2 separate regions of the Homo sapiens genome follow, and region 2 is linked to region 1. The links are chromatin loops, found by intact Hi-C in ENCODE. Cell type or tissue: endothelial cell of umbilical vein. All regions are shown on one strand. Links, peaks and the distances in the headings refer to the core of each region. The heading gives the core; the rest is flanking DNA. Region 1 overlaps LINC01173 (long intergenic non-protein coding RNA 1173). Region 2 overlaps LOC101927896 (a long non-coding RNA gene).

Region 1 (9,654 bases), core at 1,014-9,013:
TGATTACAGCCTTCTGACCTGCACAATTGTGAGACAGTCAATATGTGTCATTTTAAACCATCACATTTGTGGCAATTTGTTATGGCAGCCACACGCAACTAATTCTCTTTTCATTGTTTCCTGATCTACCATAGAGTAGTGGTACTGATAAACTCTCCCTAATAGTTGTATTTTGATCATTTCTTCTTGACTTTTAAAATGTGAATATACAGTGCCAGTACTGTGTTTCTCAGCATATGAAGGCTAAGGACCATTTTTACTGCTAATACCTTTCATAACACAACATGACTTTTATTGCCACTTTAAGGCTCCTTGAGTTGATGCCTACATTTTCTTCATATTGAAATAATCGTTTCCTCTGTCATGTGAACTTTCCTGTCTATCTTTCCCCAGTCTTTTATTTTAAATTGTAAAAGAGCTCTCCTTAATATTTATTTCTTGTATCATATCCTATTTTTGCTTCCTATTATAAGACTTTGCTTTGATATAGCGGAATTTAAACTGCCAACATTTATCATCATAACGAAAATGCTTGACCCTTATGCCTCTCATCTTGCTTTGTTAGGCTTTCCATTGTATACTTTACTGTAGCTTTCTTTTATATTCATGTTATTTGTACGATGGTATTTTTAAAAATTATACCAATGAATACTTTTAATTTTTAAAATATCTATTTAAATGTGTTCTCTAATTATCTAAGTCCAGAATAAAGCAATTATTTTGACTCCTTTTTACATAAGACTTAAAATTTATTACACTTTATCTCTTCCTATGCACTTGATTATTTCCTAGTCTTTGTTAATTTACTTTCACATTATAGACCTAGATCGACGTATATTATCATTGCTATTTTTAATAAAGTAAAAATTATTTGAGATTTTTTTTCTCTTTTTAGGCCATTTTAATGTAACTCATTTATTCATCCAATAAATATTTATTGAGGACCTATACTATGAGCCAGATGCTGAGCTAAGAAGTGGCAGAGCCTTAGTGATCAAGACCACACAGCCTCTGCCTAGGCCTCATGGGCTGTGGTGCTGTGTGGTCTCTGTGTTCGATCCATTTCAGTTCTCACCTACCCTGTGTTCAGGCCACCCTGAACTGGGCTTGGTTCTTTAGAATCACCGTACCTACCATGTTACCAAGCCACCATGCCCTAAAGCCACCATGCCACTATGCCCCTATACCACCATGCTACCCCATTACCACACCACCATGTCACCACGCCACCATGCCACCCATGCCATCATGTCACCATGCTACCACACCATCGTGCCATCATTCCACCATGTCACTATGCCACACATCAACTCACCACCATGCCACCATACCACCATGACATCATGCCACCATGCTGCAATGTCCCCATGTCACCACCTCACCACACCACCATGCCACCACATCATCATGCCACCATGTTACCATGCCACCACATCATCATGCCATATCACGTCACACACCATCATGCCACCATATCACCACATCATTATGCCACCATGCCACGATACCACCATGTCACCATGTCACAACATCACCATGACACCATATCACCATGCCACCATATCACATCTTGCCACAATGCCATCATGTCACATCACCATATCACCATGCCACATCACCATGCCACCATCTCACCATGATATGGTGAGATGTTACTTACTGTACCACTGTGTCATGATGCACCCTGTCATACTGAACTATGTTATCAAGTTACCACACCACCATCTCACCCTGTCACCATCCCACCATGCACCATGCCACTATGTTACCTGTCTCCTGGTAGGTGTTTGCCTGTTTATTTCCCTCTTGTCCCTTGGACTGTGGGCTTCACAAGGGCATGGACCTTTCTGGTTTTGTTCAAAATTTTGCTTACTAGCACAATGCCTTGGCACCTTGCAACCATTCAATAAATGTTTATTAACTAAAGGGGTGACTAAGTAAGGTGCTCTTTTTTTGGTAATTAATTCTTTATATTGATTGCTTTTATGTTGGCTAGAATATCTCTTAACTAATTATAAAAGAGAATGTGAATGGTCATTTTCTAATCCCCAATGTAACCAAGGATGACCCTGTGTTGTAAAAGTGTGGCTGGGTATGATAGTCTTTGTACCTAACTTTGACTCAATTTTTACCTCTTAGAAGTGTGTGAATTTGGGGACATCATCCCCTGGCTTTTGCAGAAATGTCTGATGTCAGATTAATTTTTGTTTGTTTTTAAATAATCTGCCCTCTTTTCTCTTTTGTCTAAATATATGTGAATTTTTATCTTTTTCCTTTAAAAAAATCCCATGTAGTGTGTTGGTCTTGCCTAGTATATGGTGAGTGTTCTTCCCCCTGTGGATTAAATGTTTGTTCTACCCAGAGAAGTTTTCATGAATTACAACCTCCCTTGAACTACCCTGTCCACGTGCAGGTGGCCAAGTGACCTTCCCCCACCCACCACCATGTCGAGAACTAGAGCTCAAAGATATAGAGGAGGAATAAAGGTAGATGAAAGTAGGAACACCGCTGATAGCTTCAGAGATAGTCCTTGTGCAGTGACCTTGTGCAGTGAGAGGGTGTCCGCTCTGTTTTCTGATTAATGTGGACTCAAACAAAGATCACCCAGGGGGTCAAAGTCTTTTCCTACCTTCTCTGGGACCTGCTATGCTGATCTCATGCAGCGGACTTGGGGGAATTCCCTGTGTTCCTCAATTAAACCCAAGCTCTGCTAAAATATACAAATAGTCATCCTAAACTCTAGGTCCAACATTGGCCTAGAAACTCTAGGTCCTAATTTTCCAAGCTGTTAGATGTTTTTATTTTCCGGATTTTTTTTTTTTTTTTTTTTTTGAGACGGAGTTTCACTCTTGTCGCCCAGGCTGGAGTGCAATGGCATGATTTCAGCTCCTGCTCACTACAGCCTCTGCCTCCTGTGTTCAAGCGATTCTCCTGCCTCAGCCTCCCAAGTATTACAGGTGGGATTACAGGTGGCCACCACCATCCCCAGCTAATTTTTGTATTTTTCGGAAGAGATGGGTTTCACCATATTGGCCAGGCTGGTCTCGAATTCCTGACCTCAGGTGATCCTCCCACCTCAGCCTCTTAAAGTGCTGGGAATACAGGCATGAGCCACCATGCCCGGCCTGTTTTTGGGATATTTTAATGGAAAGTGATGGAGTATGAATCCGGCCTGCTCAGGTAGCTCTAGGTCAGCCATGAAATCTACGTCCTGATAAGGAGCCTGGAGAGGCTTCCTCAAATCCCCAGGCCATGGCATTGCCAGCGCAACACTTGCATCTCCTGACTTAGCCCAGCACTGCCAAGCAGACCTCATGGGTGTCCTTCTGCCACCTTCGTGCTTCCTCCATCCTGGTCTCCCTGTCTGTTTACATCAGTGTTTCTCTTGGCCCAGGGCAGGGTCTCTTTATCTCACGGCCTCTGTGGTCCAGTTAGTTAGGAGAGAGTTTTGAGCAGGTGCAATTAGTGTGGAGTCTCTGGGGCCTGCACTCACACACGCGGGATCCTGACAAGCCCTGAGTCCTGGAACAGCCGCACCCTGCAGTAGCACCCACGGAGCAGCCTTTAGGCCCTGATGCTCCTTTCAAACAATCAGAAGCTTCTGTGGGCCAGAGCCGTCCATAGGGCCTTTGAGAGCCTGGGGAGGTAGAAGGGAGAGTGAGGCATCCATAGCAGTGTCTGCAGGGAAAGGGGGGTTTACCTGTCCCCTGGCACAGTTAGATGTGTAGCTCACGCTTTGACTATAGGATGCTCTTATGTGTCCACACTTCACAAAGCACAGGGCAGCTCTGTGTTGTTGCCCAGAAGAAAATGAACCCCCCCCCGCAACTTCCACTATATGAATTCTCTGCATCGCTGCCTCTAGGCAGCAGGACAGCCAGCAGTAAGCTGCAGACATCCCACCATGCTGCAGCTTGCTGTCTGCAGCAGGAAGCCCCACATACAGCCTGACAGTCAGGCCAAGCCATTTGGCCATTCACCAGTGCTGCAAGCTCAGGCAGGTTGCTTAACCTGTCTCAGTTCCTGCTTCTGAGAAGTAAAGCTAATGGGGTCTATGTCATGAGATTACTGGAAGATTAAGTAAAATAACAAGCATCAGGCAGCTGACACAGAAAGTGTGCCTGAGAGGTGGATGGATGGCTCCCTAGCCCCTCTCTTTGTCTTCTGGGCTGAGCCCCTCCCGATCCCCACAGGGCAAAGGCTGGCTGATTTTCAGTAGTTTAAGCTGGTGTGTAGCAGCTAAACTCCACATTTCTAGACCGTTTGAACAGGAAACCTGAGATGAGGGAGCGTTTGAATTGGCTCATGCAAAAAACAATATTTGCTGGAGGTTAGCTGCTGCATTATGAATTTTTAACCTCCCATAAATCAAACTGTAAAAATGGACAAAGGCTGAGTTTCCTGTGCCAGGACCAAAATAGACACCGCCTGCGTCTCTTAGACAATTCCGATTATGTTTCCACAACCAAATCATGCTGAGATGAATAGCTGGAATATTTATATTTAGGTCCTAACGTATAATGTAAAATAAATGAAAACAGTCTATCTTCTTGGCACTGAAATTGTGCCACCATATCCATTTACAAAGACGATAACTCAAAGACCAGGCTGTGCAAAGACCATCATGTGCCTGGGGCGGGATTTTGCTTCTCTGCTCCCATTGCTTTTCCCTACGACCGTCGTCACCAGATACCCAATACTAAATGATTAATAGAAAATCCCCAGCGGGATCAGTCCACAGCAAGGTTTAAAGTGAATCCTTTTGTGAATGCTTTATACTGACAAATACAAATGCTTTAAAAGATCCAGGAGATGGAACCTTGTAACTGCAGAGGATGGTATTTTAACTAAAGAAAGCTTTTATTAATTTGACAAACATATCTTTCCCTGGCAACTCCTATGAGCTACAAACTTAGACGAATATCATAACAACTAAGAGATTTTTATTCTTTCAATTTAGTGGTAAAGGGAGGTATTAAAGCACCTGATTTACTATGAGGCAGAAAGAAACATGAGCTCGAGTGTTACAAGCAAATGTTACAGACTTCTAGAAGGAAAGACCGCACCAAAAAAGTGAAGTTGGAGCTGAACTTTAAAGGATGATAAAGGTTTTAGTATGGAAAATAGAGCTCCAGAGGCCAAGAGAAATGTGGCTACACTGAGGTGAAACTGGCAATAGGGTGTGGAGTGAAAGTATACGATACAAAAAATAAACTGAAAGCAAGTATGGGCCAGGCACAGCGGCTCACGCCTGTAATCCCAGCATGTTGGGAGACCCACGTGGGAGGATCACTTGAGGCCAGAAGTTTGAGACCAGCCTGGCCCACATGGCAAAGCCCTGTCTCTACTAAAAACACAAAAATTAGCCAGGAATGGTGGCACACACCAGTAGTCCCAGGTACTTGGGAGGTTGAGGCAGGAGGTTCGCTTGAACCCAGGAGGCAGAGGTTGCAATCAGCCTAGATCATACCACTGCACTCCAGCCTGGGTGACAGAGCAAGACTCGGTCTCCAAAAAAAATAAAGCAAAGTATGAAGCAATTTGGAATAAGGAAGATAGAGCCTTATAGGAGACTGGAGGTTTTTAAAGGCTTCTAACAAAAGGGCTGATGTGATATCAGCAGTGTGAATGAATCGATTCATTCACTTAACAAATATTTACCTAGCTCCTCAGTGAGGGATGGAGTGGTAGGTAACAAAACCAATAGGCTCCTGCCCCCATGGACCCACAGTTTCATGGGGTGACAAGCATTAACAAATAAACCTGTAAGTAAATGTATTAGGTTGATGCAAAAGTAATTGTAGTTTCTCCATTACTTTTAATGCAATTACTTTTGTGTCAACCTAATATAATTACAGGCAGAAGAGAGAACTAGGTAAGAAGGGTGCTTAGGGTGATGTCCAAGGAAGCAGGGAGCCCTGACTAATACTGGGGGTTGGAGAGAGGAGAGAAGGCATTGCTGAGGACCTGGCATCCACACTGGGTCCTGGGGGGTCAATGGAGTTGGAAAGCAGGGCTATGCTGGGGCCAGGGCTGCAGCAGAGATTGGAAGCATTCCAAGTGCAGGACTAGGAACAAAGGCCTTTTGGCAAATGAAGAGGTAGGCATTTTCAAGAAAACAAAAGAGAAGAGAGTGGCATAAGATAACTCCAGGGGGATGGGACATCTGCAGGGCCTGGCAAGGCACATTCAGGATTTTATTTTTATTTATTTATTTATTTATTTATTTGAGACGGAGTCTCACTCTGTCACCCAGGGTGGAGTGCAGTGGTGAGATCTTGACTCACTGCAACCTCCACCTCCCAGGTTCAAGTGATTCTCCTGCCTCAGCCTCCCGAATAGCTGGGACTGCAGGCATGTGCCACCACACCCGGCTAATTTTTTGTATTTTTAGTACAGATGGGGTTTCACCGTGTTAACCAGGATGGTCTCGATCTCCTGAACTTGTGATCTGCCCACCTCGGCCTCCCAAAGTGCTAGGATTACAGACATAAGCCACCATGCCCGGCCCAATTTTTGTATTTTTAGTAGAGATGGGGTTTCACCATCTTGGCCAGGCTGGTCTTGAACTCCTGACCTTATGATCCACACACCTTGGCCTCATAAAAGCGCTGGGATTACAGGCATGAGCCATTGCACCCGGCCACATTCAGGATTTTAATCAGGAAGTGCAAGGGGAAGCCACTGTCTGGAGTGATAAGATCTGGTTGGTTGAATAACGTCCCTCTGGCTGCTGTATGGAAGGTGGATCTCAGAGGAGTGAGTCTGAAAGACATTGTGGTGATCCTGAGGACTATCATCTGATTTTTTTTTATCTTGTCCGAATTTCTATCTCAAGGGTCTGGGGAGTCATGTTCTACAAATCATAAATTCTCATCAGATGGGTTTAATTTAACCCTATATAGGATGACTTACTTTCCAACCTGACTCTGGCATAACATTATGAGACAAGGAAGAAAATCAAAATATTTTACCCCAAAACATGTTTCTTTGCCATATCTTGAAATGGCCCTGCAAAGCTGTCCTTTGTGGGGGAAAATTTGCATCTATAAAGAATCTCTATTAACCTAGCTAGTTCTTTTTCTTCAAGACCCTCCCAATCCTAAAGAGATTAACTAAAAGTCTAGCACCTTCTAAAGATCTGAATAGGAAACATTTGTCATCTGTTATCTCTAAAGGGCAGCCACCATAAGACTTCAAAAGAACCTTGGTCTTCACAATCTTTTATCTTAACCCGAACATTTCCTTTCTGTGATCCCAGGTCTTTAGATAAACTCAACCAATTGTCAACCAGAAAATGTTTAAATTCACCTATAGTCTGGAAGCCCCTGCTTTGAGTTGTTCTGCCTTTCTGGATCAAACCAACGTATTTCTTTAATGTATTTGATTGATGTCTCATGCCTCCCTAAAATGTATAAAACCAAGCTGTGCCCTGACCACCTTGGGCACATGTTCTCAGGACCTCCTGAGGGCTGTGTCAGAGACCATGGTCACTCATATTTGGCTCAGAATAAATCTCTTCAAATATTTTACAGAGTTTGACTCTTTTCATTGACAATGTGAAGGAGATATGCAGCAGTTTGCACAGAGCAGTCCTGGTGAACCAGGAGGCAAGAGGGCAATTTAAGACCTCCTTCAAAGTTACAGCAGACAGATCTTGCTGATGGGTTGGGGGTTGGGAGCAGTAGAGGAGGGAAAAGTCAAGGAGATTCCATGTTCTGACTTGAGCCACTGAGCAGAAGGTGGTAGTTTCCCAGAGATGGAAAAGCCTAAAGTAATGTTAATGCGTAGGCTGCAGGTGAGAGGTCAAGAAATCAGCTTGAGATTTGGAAACACTGAATGCCTATGAGACATCCAATGCAGAGGTCAAGTGGGCCATTCACAATATGAGTCAGAAGCTCAGAAAAATGAAAACAACCACAGATCATCTGGGAGGAGGGCAGAGTAGAGGCAACAGCTAGAAAGGGCAGTTTCCATCTTGGCTTCCTGTGCCTGGGATCTGCCCCAGCTGACCTTTCCAGGAAGTCTCTGGTGGTCACCTGCCGACCTTATCACAAAGCTCTCCAAAACACATCAACCTTAATTTCAGGTTCAGGTTCACCCAAGAAGAAAAACAGTAGGCTTTTGTCTTATATCCTTTTGCAATCACTTACCCTTCTCCAAATCTGGGCCCCAAGCAATTATGAGTTTACTTTCTCTTGCGATAGCTTAGCTTTGCCTGTTCTCCTCCTCGGTTCTTTGAATGTGCCTATAATAATCTCCAACAGGTTTCTTTGATATTATGACAAATTCTAGACACATCCTGCATTTTCCTTGACTGCAGAATCTGTATTAACTCTTCTCAAGAGCCCTGGTTCCTTTTTGTGGGAAATGATATGTAGAGACCACAATCTGGGTTCAAAGGGTGCTAATTAATAGTGATTCATTGTTACTAGGCCTTTTATAAAGCTAGGAAATTTCTGACTGGGCGTGTTGGCTCACGCCTGTAATCCCAGCACTTTGGGAGGCTGAGACAGGCAGATCACCTGAGGTCAGGAGTTTGAGACCAGACTTGCCAACGTGGTGAAACCCTGTCTCTACTAAAAATACAAAAAATTAGCTGGACGTGGTGGTGCATGCCTATAATCCCAGCTACTTGGGAGGCTGAGGCAGGATAATCACTTGAACCTGGGAGGCAGAGATTGCAGTGAGCTGAGATCACACTACTGCCCTTCAGCCTGGGCAACAGAGCGAGACTCTGTCTCAAAAGAAAAAAAAAGGGCTAGGGAATTTCTAAAAATTAAGATAAAACACTTCCTAATTCATACTGCTAGCTTCCGATCCAGATTCTGGATATAGGCTTTTTACTAAAATTGATTAATCTTACTTCTATTCTTTTTTCTCCCACACAGAAAATTCTGGTTCTCAATGACACCAGCATCATTACTGATTTGCTTTCTACTCACACACAAATAGCCTCCAAATAAGAATGCCAACACTATCACCAAAAAGGTAATTGCTGAAAACTGTTTAAGATCTTTAGCAGGTTTTTGGTGGGAAGGGCTTGGGGGTTTGGGAGGTTGGTTTGGCTTTTTTTTGTTTGTTTGTTTGGTTGTTGTTTTTTTTTTTGGTCCTGACATTATATCCCACTTGGAATGTATACTGTAATTACCATATTTGGAAACCACTTGAAATAGTTTCTCTTTGTGTGGTACGACATCAAATGCATACATCATGAAATTTGTTCTATTTTGCCTTCTATTTTTATGAATGGTTTTAATGGTGGTTTTGTTTTGCAACTATGTAAAAATATGTACATGTCCCAAGTCAAATTCCAAAAACAAGACATATTCAAAGAATTTTAGCTTCTCTACCTGCTATCCCTTTCCTCTAGTCAAATTCCAAAACGAGATATATTCAAAGAATTTAGCTTCTCTACCTGCTATCCCTTTCCTCTGAGATAGCGTTTTTTTAAGATTTATACCAGCACTGTTTTTACACATGCACATGTGCACACACACATACACATATTCCTTGTATTAGCTCATTTTCCTACTGCTATAAAGAAATACCAAAGACTGGGTCATTTATAAAGGAAAACAGGTTTAACAGACTCAGTTCCACCTGGCTGGGGAAGCCTCACAATCATGGCGGAAGGTGAAGAAGAAGCAAAGA
Region 2 (9,654 bases), core at 1,161-9,160, 150 kb after region 1:
AAGTAGAGGGTATGTTCTCTCTTTCCCTGACAGGCACAAATCCCAGGGCTTCCCTATCTATTTGGCGTCCAAGGTTATCTGAGGTCACGAGCCACAGAGTGAGTCCTGGGAAGGAAGGGCAGTTGCAGTGTACGTAGTGAGCCCTGGAGCCACAGGACTGGCAGTAAGTGCTACAAACTGGTGTGGCCTCAGAGAGGGACCTTGGAGAGGGGCACCAGCAAGTGTGTGCTCAGAGGGCCATGAGACACATAAATCCTCAGAGAAACATCTCCGTAACTGCTCCTCGCACACTGCTTTTACAGGATGTCATTTGCAAGCACTTCAGCAGGCTATAACTCACTGGAGAGCATCTTGCGACCTTTCTCCTCCTCACAATGGAAATTTTTTATTACAGAAGTTATAGTGAATATATACACAAGAAAACCCCAGAGGGAGAGGGAAGGGGTATTTATGTATTTATTTTTGAAATGGAGTTTCACTGTTGTTGCCCAGGCTGGAGTGCAATGGTGCAATCTCGGCTCACGGCAACCTCTGCCTCCTGGGTTCAAGTGATTCTCCTGCCTCAGCCTTCCAAATAGCTGGGATTACAGGCATGCGCCACCACACCCAGCTAATTTTGTATTTTTAGTAGAGACAGGGTTTCTCCATGTTGGCCAGGCTGGTCTCAAACTTCCGACCTCAGGTGATCCGCCCACCTCGGCTTCCCAAAGTGCTGGGATTACAGGTGTGAGCCACCACGCCCACCTGGGAAGGGATATTTATAAGGCAAGAGCACCTCTCCTCTTCTTCCTACTAATTTGGGAAGTAAGAGTCAATATGCAGGTGAAACCCCATCTCTACTAAAAATACAAAATTTAGCCAGGCATGGTGGCGGGCGCCTGTAGTCCCAGCTACTCGGGAGGCTGAGGCAGGAGAATGGCGTGAACCCGGGAGGCGGAGCTTGCAGTGAGCCAAGATCGCGTCACTGCACTCCAGCCTGGGCGACAGAGCAGGACTCCGTCTCAAAAAAAAAAAAAAAAAGAGTCAATATGTATTGAATATTCACAAGATGCTGCCTCTGTCCTATTTCCCCGAGCTGGTGACAGTGCCTGGTTGGTGCATAATCAATTATTGAACGAGCGAGTGAAAGAATTCTCAGACCATGAGGTAAGTTACTAGTGCCCTCTGCATTTTACAGATGAGGGAAGTGGGACTCACAGAAATTAAGTAACAGGCACAAGATTCAACAGCTGGTAAACAGAGAGGCCAGGACACAGTGCAATTTTTATGACTCCAGGGCCCAACCCCTAACACCCCTCCATCCTACCATGATCCTTGCTGTTGACATTTTCAGTACAGTAAACACAGGACCCGAATCCAAGGATTCAACCCATTGTGGTCCAAAAATAGTCAGGGGAAAAATAATAATAATAATAATATGAATTTTAAAAACAATACAACAACCATTTACATGTATTAGGTATAATAAGTAATCTAGAGATGATTGAAGGTTTATGGGAGGATGAGGATAGATTATATGCAAACACTGTGCCATTTTATAGAAGGGACTTGAGCATCGATGAATGTTGGTATCCATAGGGATTCTGGAACCAATGCCTCCTCGGATACACAGAGCTGACAGTCTCCTCAGCATCAGCAGAGGGACTACTGCATATCTCATATTGTAGCAGTTATACTGATTTTTACACAAAAAAGGGGTTCATCTTTGTATTGCAATGGTGAATCAATAATACACATTGTATAATTTCCCACATATTCCACCGAGGAGCTTATATTCCAGCCAATTCTAAACTAAATAATTACACTTAAACCCTTAAAATGTATCCCCCAAAAGTGCTATTCTTTGATTAACACACACATGCTCACTCAATATTAATGGCAGAAGAGAAGAATTGAGAATTCTGCCAATAAACAATGCACACACAGAAAGAGCTAAATAAAGCACCTTAAAACCGTTTTCTAGTATTTGACTTTACTCTTGTGTCTGAGAATTCATTATGATAACAAGTGCAAGTGGATTCTGACTCTAGGGGCTATTTGGTGAGCTGCTTTAATTCATTTTAGAATCCTGTTTCTAAAAATGACCTTCAGAAGACGGTTTCCCGGAGATGACCAAGGGAAGGATCATTTTACAACCTTTCTGGAACATATTTTATGTTCACCACCCCTAACCTGGATGACTGTTTTAAAACAAACAGCCTGGTTGGCTGTCAAATTCCCTTTCCCACTTAGCACCTACAGGAAGAGAACCCCACTACAATACTGAAACCAGGCAGGTCCAGGACTTCGAGTGGTGGAGAAGATATTTGTAAGAAAGGGAAACAAAGCTTGTTTCTAATAAACTGATTGGGTCAAGACACCTGGGAATTGATCATTGGCCTAACGTTTTCCTGAAGCACACCCCAGACGTGCACACTGGGACCACTCGCACAACGCAGCGTTTCTTCTTATAACAAAACCAAAACTCTGCCACTGTCCTTGTTTGATAGAATCCAAGCTAACACATCAGGCATTTGAAGAAACTGAGGTTGTGTCTTCTTCAGGAAGGGGTCGTGGGGTGGATGACATGATGGTGAGTGTGACATTTGCACAGATGCCAGCTCCCCGCTGCATCCTGACCAGCTCCTCAGATAGGGCAGGATTCCAAGGGAGAAATGAGACCAGCAGGGTAAGCAAATCCTTCTCTGGGGTTATCGGGCTCCACCAGGTGGGGTCTCAGGAAGTCTCTAGCATATATGTAAGAGTTATTTACCCTATCAACAATGTGTATAAAAACAAACAAGCACACTTTTCAGAAGAGCTTTTCCTGCACTAAACACCAGCTGATTTGTGGAGCATGATTGGTAGTTGAGCTACTTAATTGGATTCCTCAGAACAGGGTCAGTAAAAATAGATGCAAATCCATAGGGTGACATAGTCACATAAGATTGTGGAAATTGTAACATGACTGGCTCTAGGACACGCACAAATTTTCATATGCAGAGTCCTGAGAAGAGTCATGGTGAAGAAACCCACTTAAGCAATTCCAAAGTTAAATGACAAGGAAGACTGCACTAATGTCCTAAGGCATCGGGTCCTGCAGAACTTGTTTGTTAGCAAAACCACCCCAGATGGAAGACTTGGGTGGCAATTCCAAAGGGCCTTTTCCTGCATTCCTGACTGACCTTAATTGACAGTGACGTTGACATCGCAGGCTTTTCTGGCCATCCAAGTAGTGAATGAACTTGCAGCAAACCTTGGAAAACCTTATGCAATCCTGTGTCAAGAATCTCGTGACAAAGTAAAGAATCCTTTGGGAATGGGCATGTCCACCTCTTAAATTACATACTTGCTGTAAAACAAACTGGCAGAGCTACTGTCTGGTGACCACAAAGGTAATTTGCCTACAACTCAGAATGAAGATTTGTCCCAGAATGAGTTCTTTTTACCAATAGAGAATATTTGCATTCAGAGAATCTGGGCCAGAACTTCCTCATCTCTTTTGAAAGGTATGCTTCCCGAAGCCTCTGGGTTGGCCCTGGTGACTCTCTGCAGAAGAGGAGGGTGAGTTCTTCACTGCAGTTTAAGATGCACCCATCAGGGCCATGACCCGTTCATTATCGCACATGGCCCTTGGCCCAGGACCAAGGCAGAAAGAGGCACAGATTGCTCCCCTCTTCTCTGGGCCTCTTGACAACCCTGAGCTCTACACTGCTGGATATATACATAAATATATATAGTCCCATGTTCTTAAGTCTCACTTTGAAAACTACAACCCTCAAGTGACAACTGGGCAGAGCTCTGGAGAAGATGGGCAGTGACTGGGAGCCCTACTCAGGGACACAGAACCATGAGTGGTGGGTCGCCTCTGTAGGTTAATATTGAGTGTCAACTTGATTGGATTGAAGGATGTCAGACTCCAGGTTCTTCAGCTTTGGGATTCAGACTGGCTTCCTTGCTCCTCAGCTTGCAGACGGCCTATTGTGGGGCCTCACCTTGTGATCGTGTAAGTCAATACTCCTTAATAAACTCCCCTTCATATATACATCTATCCTATCAGTTCCATCCCTCTAGAGAACCCTGACTAATACAGCCTCTTTCTCACTTTTCCTCTTCCCCAGGAGGTCCTGGCCATGCAGTGCCGCGTGGAATCAGGACAGATGACTCATGCTCCAAGAATTCTTCACTTTGCTTAGAAGACCAGCCAAAGAAAGGAAACTCCCTTGCATCTGGCCTCCTTCTTGGGGGAGTGGGGACTGCGGTGCTCTCTCCCCGCCTGGGAGGGGAGGGAATGTTATTCTTTGCAGAGCTGCAGATGTATCTATTTCCTGGGGTTGCTGTTTATTCTGTTAGAGATTGAAAATACTGGGTGAAAATAAAGTTTAACCCAGAAATCTGACTGATAGGATTCTTGGAGGGAAAGGCATGTGAACCGAAAATAGTCCTCAGTATTGAGTCCCAAGGACTTTTACTCCTTTTTTATTTCTTAAACAAAATTTCAATTGGTGGATAATAGTTTATGGACAAGACTTTATGGAAGAAGCATGTGTGATGGTCACAAGTACCTGCAAAGGTCAAAAAGCATGAGTCTTTTATATCCAGCACATAAAAATAGCATAGATGGTTCCAGAAAACTGGCCCTGGTGCCCTATCTGCCATCCCCAAACTAGAGCTTTGAGGTTCGTTCAAGGGAGGAGTCTCACAGATACACGAAAAGAAGGCTACATTGTGACAATGATACAGGATATTAAAGTTAAAAAAAACAAAAAGATAGTTTAGCCCATTCACTTCATTCAATCCCAGACCTCTAGTTTGGAAACTCAAGACAAGAGAAATTGCCACAGAAACTCTGTGCAGGGTGAAATGAGCTCCTTGCTTCCAATTTTCTTGCTTGTCAGTACCCATATCATACCCAGAACCAACGTAGCCACGAGGAACACCACACATGCCTCTGCCTAGCAATGCATCCTGGAAGGCCAATAACCAAACAGGCAGAAATTTTCCAAACAAGATGTTAAGCTGTTGGTAGCTTGAAACAGACCATGGTGAGAGTATTTACATGCCAAAAAAAAAAAATGGCAAACGCTACAGTCATGGCTTTCTGACTTTTTGTTTTGTTTATTGAGACAGAATTTACCAGCCTACCGTTGCCCAGGCTGGAGTAGAATGAAGAATAAGGAAATGGATCTGGCCAAGGGCCCCAAGGGGCTGGACTTTGAGCCAAGTGACCACAGTTTAAAGGACATAAGCAACCCAGCCTTGATTCCATGGTGTCGCCACACCTGCAGATGTGTCCCCTTGGGTAGACAGCAACTATGACCATAGTACAGGTGACGTCAGGGGTGGGTACAGGAACCAAGGCATTCCCTACATGGAGTAAGCTTTGTTAAACAATCCAGTATGTTTTTTGCTGTGTTGTGGGGAATTAAGAGAAGCCTGGGATCATGCTTGGGTGAAGCAGGGCAGGGAAGATCCACCCAGCCTGGAGGAAGCCAACTTTGGTTCAGTAAATGGCATTCATCTGAGAGAGCAGGGGAGGAGTCAGCCGCCAGCTGAGCAACAGGGAAAGAACAAGGACAGACTTGAGGATCAGGCACATCTGGAGGCAGGGTATTCTCAGAAATGGGGAGGAATTGGGGAGTTTCACAATGACAGAAACCTGGTAAAAGATGGGATTTTCTGAAGTCGTGCTGCATAGGGATATAGACTGTCAGTCTTTTGAGCACTGAAAGCTAATATGGCCATCAATGACCAGAGAGCTCATAGATAGCCCGCTGACCAACCAAAAGCATTGGGAGGACCATTATGGTTATGGGGGGAGCTCACTCTGCACCAGGTACTAGTCTGAGAGATTTACATGGAATATCTTTTATTTTTCATAGAAACAGCACAGAAGAAGTATTTGCTTACCCCATTTTATAGATGAGGAAACTGAGGCACAGGGACTTTATTCAGCTACTAGGTAGAAGAGCTAAGATTGGAACTCAGCCAGTAGGACTCAAAACCAACATTCTTAGGATGTCACTTCGGGTCTATTGATCTCTGCTACCCTGAAGCTTCCATCAGCTGGTCACAGACACCCCTCCAGGAGCCACCAGAATGGAGCAACGGTTCTTCCCTCTAACAATCTCTCAGGTATTTGAAGATGACTATTATGCCTCTTGAATTCTGTTATGTTCTCTAGGATACACAGCATTGGTCACTCGCTTCTCTTAGGGTATTGCCTGGACTCTCTGACCCCTCCCCCCACCATGGTGAGTGTGCCTGAAAAATTCAACATCACACTCTGTATGTGCAGGATTAACACAAAGGAAAATGCAAATGATGCATCCTTGGTTCTAGGAGCTAAAGATCGCCACCCTCTATCAAAATATCATCTACATAAAAAACCAACCTACACGTCGCTGTGTTGCTAGGGTTCCATTTTTGTAAAAGGGTTATATAGTCTTATACATGTGCATATTCATAGTTTTTAATATGCACCCCAAAAAAGCTTTCAAAAAGGTAAAGATCTAACTTTCCCCTGCTAGTGCATGTAGGTGTTGGGGCTGCGGGTAGGGACAAGGAATTGAGGAGTCTCACACTTCACACACTTCTATATTGACTGAAGTTTGTATAATATATAGTTACTTTACTATTTTAAGCTTAAGATATGAAATATTAACTTTTAAAAGGCATGCAATGGGCCGGGCGCAGTGGCTCATGCTTGTAACCCCAGCACTTTAGCAGGCCAAGCGGGCAGATCACTTGAGGTCAGAAGTTCAAGACCGGCCTGGCCAAAATGGCGAAACCCCTTCTCTACTAAAAATGCAAAAATTAATGGTGGTGAAAGCCTGTAATCCCAGCTACTCAGGATGCTGAGGTGGGAGAATCACTTGAACCTGGGAGGCAGAGGTTGCAATGAGCCGAGATGGCGCCATTGCACTCCAGCCTTGGCAACAGAGTGAAACTCCATTCCCGCCCCCACCCCCTCCCCCCAGAAAAAATAATGATTTTTTTCCAAAAAAAATAGCTATTTAGGTGCTCTATTTTGTAACACTACAGTAGAATCTGCAAGAAAACAAGCACTCAGCTAATAACTTTATTCTGAATGTAATGTTCAAGTTAGAATTCAACTCACATTTTCTCCCCAAAAGGACATGAACATTTGAAATTTATGCTTCCCAGCTCCTACAGTGGTGTTCGGCAGCCAAGCAGTTTTTCACAGATGCCATGGGTAGGGTTCAATGGTCACTGTACTCTTTACTTAGTGAGGGTGGCATTGTCATATTTCACCAGGCATGGCCAGGTTGCTGGGATGACACATCCAGCCGCTCTGAGCTTTGTTTGACCTTCTCCCAGCCTGCAGCCTTAAGAGGGAAATCAGACCAACCTATGACTTCTACAAACCCCTTCCACGGTGGCACCGTGCACTCACTTGGCCTCCTTATCTGGTTCTGAGGATGCTCAAAGGTGTTATGACTCCCACTGAACAGAACCTCGCATGAGAGGAGAGCACAAAGCCTCCATGCTGGCCCGGAGAAGCACACACATTAAGCTTTGCAGTTGACCAAAGGCACTCCCAAACACTCCCAGAGTTGACAAGTTATGGCACTGAACGCTTTCTGACTTAGTCTTTACAGAAGTTGTGATGTTGCTTGGACAGGTGGCATTTCATTTTTGCGGTGATGGAAGTTGAGATTCACGGAGAAGTGAATTGGCCAGGTCCATTCCACTGGCACTAACCTGTGTTCTTCCCAGCCCACTAGCATATATTGAACCAGAAAGTGAACAGTCTGGAGACTAATTCAAATACCACTGAGGGGGATGGGGGATTAAACTATCCCATCGTTTATGGAAGTAATTTGGAAAATTAAAAATTCTCATGTCCTTTGACAAAGCATGTCTCTTCCAGGAATTTATCGTACAAACGTCCCCATGTATCGAAATGATACGTGTCTGTGCTATTCATTCTACTATTGTTTGCATTAGGAAAAATTGGAAACAATCTAAAGACCCTTTGCTAAGGAATATTTAAGTAAATTAATAAATTGAATCTATGCAGCCTTTTAAAAAGAATGAAGCAGATTGATATGCCCCCATGTGGAATGAGCTCCTAGATGTCGCATTGGAGAAGGGAGAAAACCATTTGAAAAAGAAACGTGTTGCTTTTGGGTGTAAAAAGCAAGGGATAAAGACAGTCATATTTAGAATATTTTATATGCTTGGACTCTCTAGAAGGTGAGGCAAGAAGTGGCAGCAGTGACTGCTACTAAAAAAGGGAGCCAGGGACATGGGGGTCTGGGGCCAACAGAAAAGGAACAAGCATTTACTTTCTACCCCTTCATCTCTTCTGAGATCTGTACATTGTTTATGGTCTGTTTACATTTTAAAAATACGTGGAGCATGGTGGCTCATGCCTGTAATCCCAGCATTTTGGGAGGCCGAGGCAGGTGAATCATCTGAGGTCAGGACTTCAGGACCAGCTTGACCAACATGGTGAAACCCCATCTGTACTGAAACACAAAAACTAGCCAGGCGTGGTGGCATATGCCTGTAATCCCAGCTACCTGGGAGGCTGAGACAGGAGAATTGCTTGTACCAGGCGGTGGAGGTTGCAGTGAGCCAGGATCACGCTAGTACACTCCAGCCTGGTGACAGAGTGAGACTCTGTCTCTAAATAAATAAATAAATAAATAAATAAAGTTTTGGCCAGTCCACTTTGGCCAACTTTCCCAGACACACCTTTAGTTTCAGTGTACTTGGAGTTGCTTTGCTACCAGGACTATGATGAAAGCAAAGAGGGGTCCAGAGAGACGTGACTGGAATCCTACTTCCAGAGAGAGATGAGTGGAATTTATGTATGAGTTATGGCTAGATCATGGAATCTCAGCTTGGAACAGACCCTCATGTCCCGTTAACCAATCCCTGCCAGACAAATGAATTCCTTCCATATACCCTGACCCTGACCATTGGCCTGAACACTTCCGTCTACAGAAGTCATGATGCCCGTTTCATGTTTTCCACAAGCATTCATGAGAAAGGCACATGAAAACACCTTGCTATGTGCCTGGCACACAACAGATGTTCAATAAATGGTGGCTCTGTTGAATGTGAATAATGCAAAACATTAGCTACTTGGAGGTAAAGCCTTCACACTCTTTTGGTATTCTGCCCATTTCACCTGTCACAAGCATTGCCTGTAGTGCTTTGTTGTTTTGCAGTGGCTTTATAATATTCTACTCATGGGGAACTGTCATTGACTTATCTGCACATTTAGTCTGCTTTGAAATTTACAGAGAGAGATATATACAGATGCTCCTCAACTCACAGTGGGATTCCATCCCAATAAACCCGTCGTAAGTTGACAATATCGTAAGTCAAAAATGCATTTTATGTCTCATCTAGCAAACATCATAGCTTAGCACAGCCTACCTTAAATGTGCACAGAACACTTACATTAGCCTACAATTGGGCAAAATCCTCTAATGCAAAGCCATTTTATAATAAAGTGCTGAATTGCTCATGTAATTTATCAAATATTGTACCGAAAGTGAAAAACAGAGTAGTTGTACAGGTGCCCAAAGTACAGTTTCCACTGTATTGCTTTCACACCATGGTAAAGTCAAAAAATTGTTCAGTTGAACCAAGATAGTCGAGAACCATCTGTACATAAATACAGATAAGCATCTTTTT

The links. A loop is a pair of places that touch in the nucleus more often than their neighbours do. Peaks named below come from ENCODE experiments on the same cell type or tissue, not always from the same donor. Only the 100,000 strongest peaks of a DNase experiment are listed, where the experiment ranks them.
Region 2: it touches region 1 in a loop (4-fold over the local background); 2 of 110 quality-filtered maps call a loop at or near these places.

What each region holds. Positions count from the first base shown.
Region 1 is chr2:234,686,758-234,696,411 of GRCh38, forward strand. It overlaps LINC01173 (long intergenic non-protein coding RNA 1173), which reads left to right. Exons shown (of 3, transcript NR_132376.1): 2 at 8,892-8,991. Among named protein-coding and RNA genes, the nearest start is that of LINC01173, 8.9 kb to the left of the region's middle. RefSeq lists enhancers at 1,099-1,724, 7,581-8,780 and a silencer at 5,468-5,762. In endothelial cell of umbilical vein, for the core only: no CTCF peak of the experiment used is centred there; DNase peaks (open chromatin) are centred at 4,364 and 7,904; H3K27ac peaks cover 1,700 bases.
Region 2 is chr2:234,836,322-234,845,975 of GRCh38, forward strand. All of the region lies in intron 2 of LOC101927896 (a long non-coding RNA gene), which reads right to left. Among named protein-coding and RNA genes, the nearest start is that of SH3BP4, 110 kb to the right of the region's middle. In endothelial cell of umbilical vein, for the core only: no CTCF peak of the experiment used is centred there; a DNase peak (open chromatin) is centred at 4,180; H3K27ac peaks cover 1,058 bases.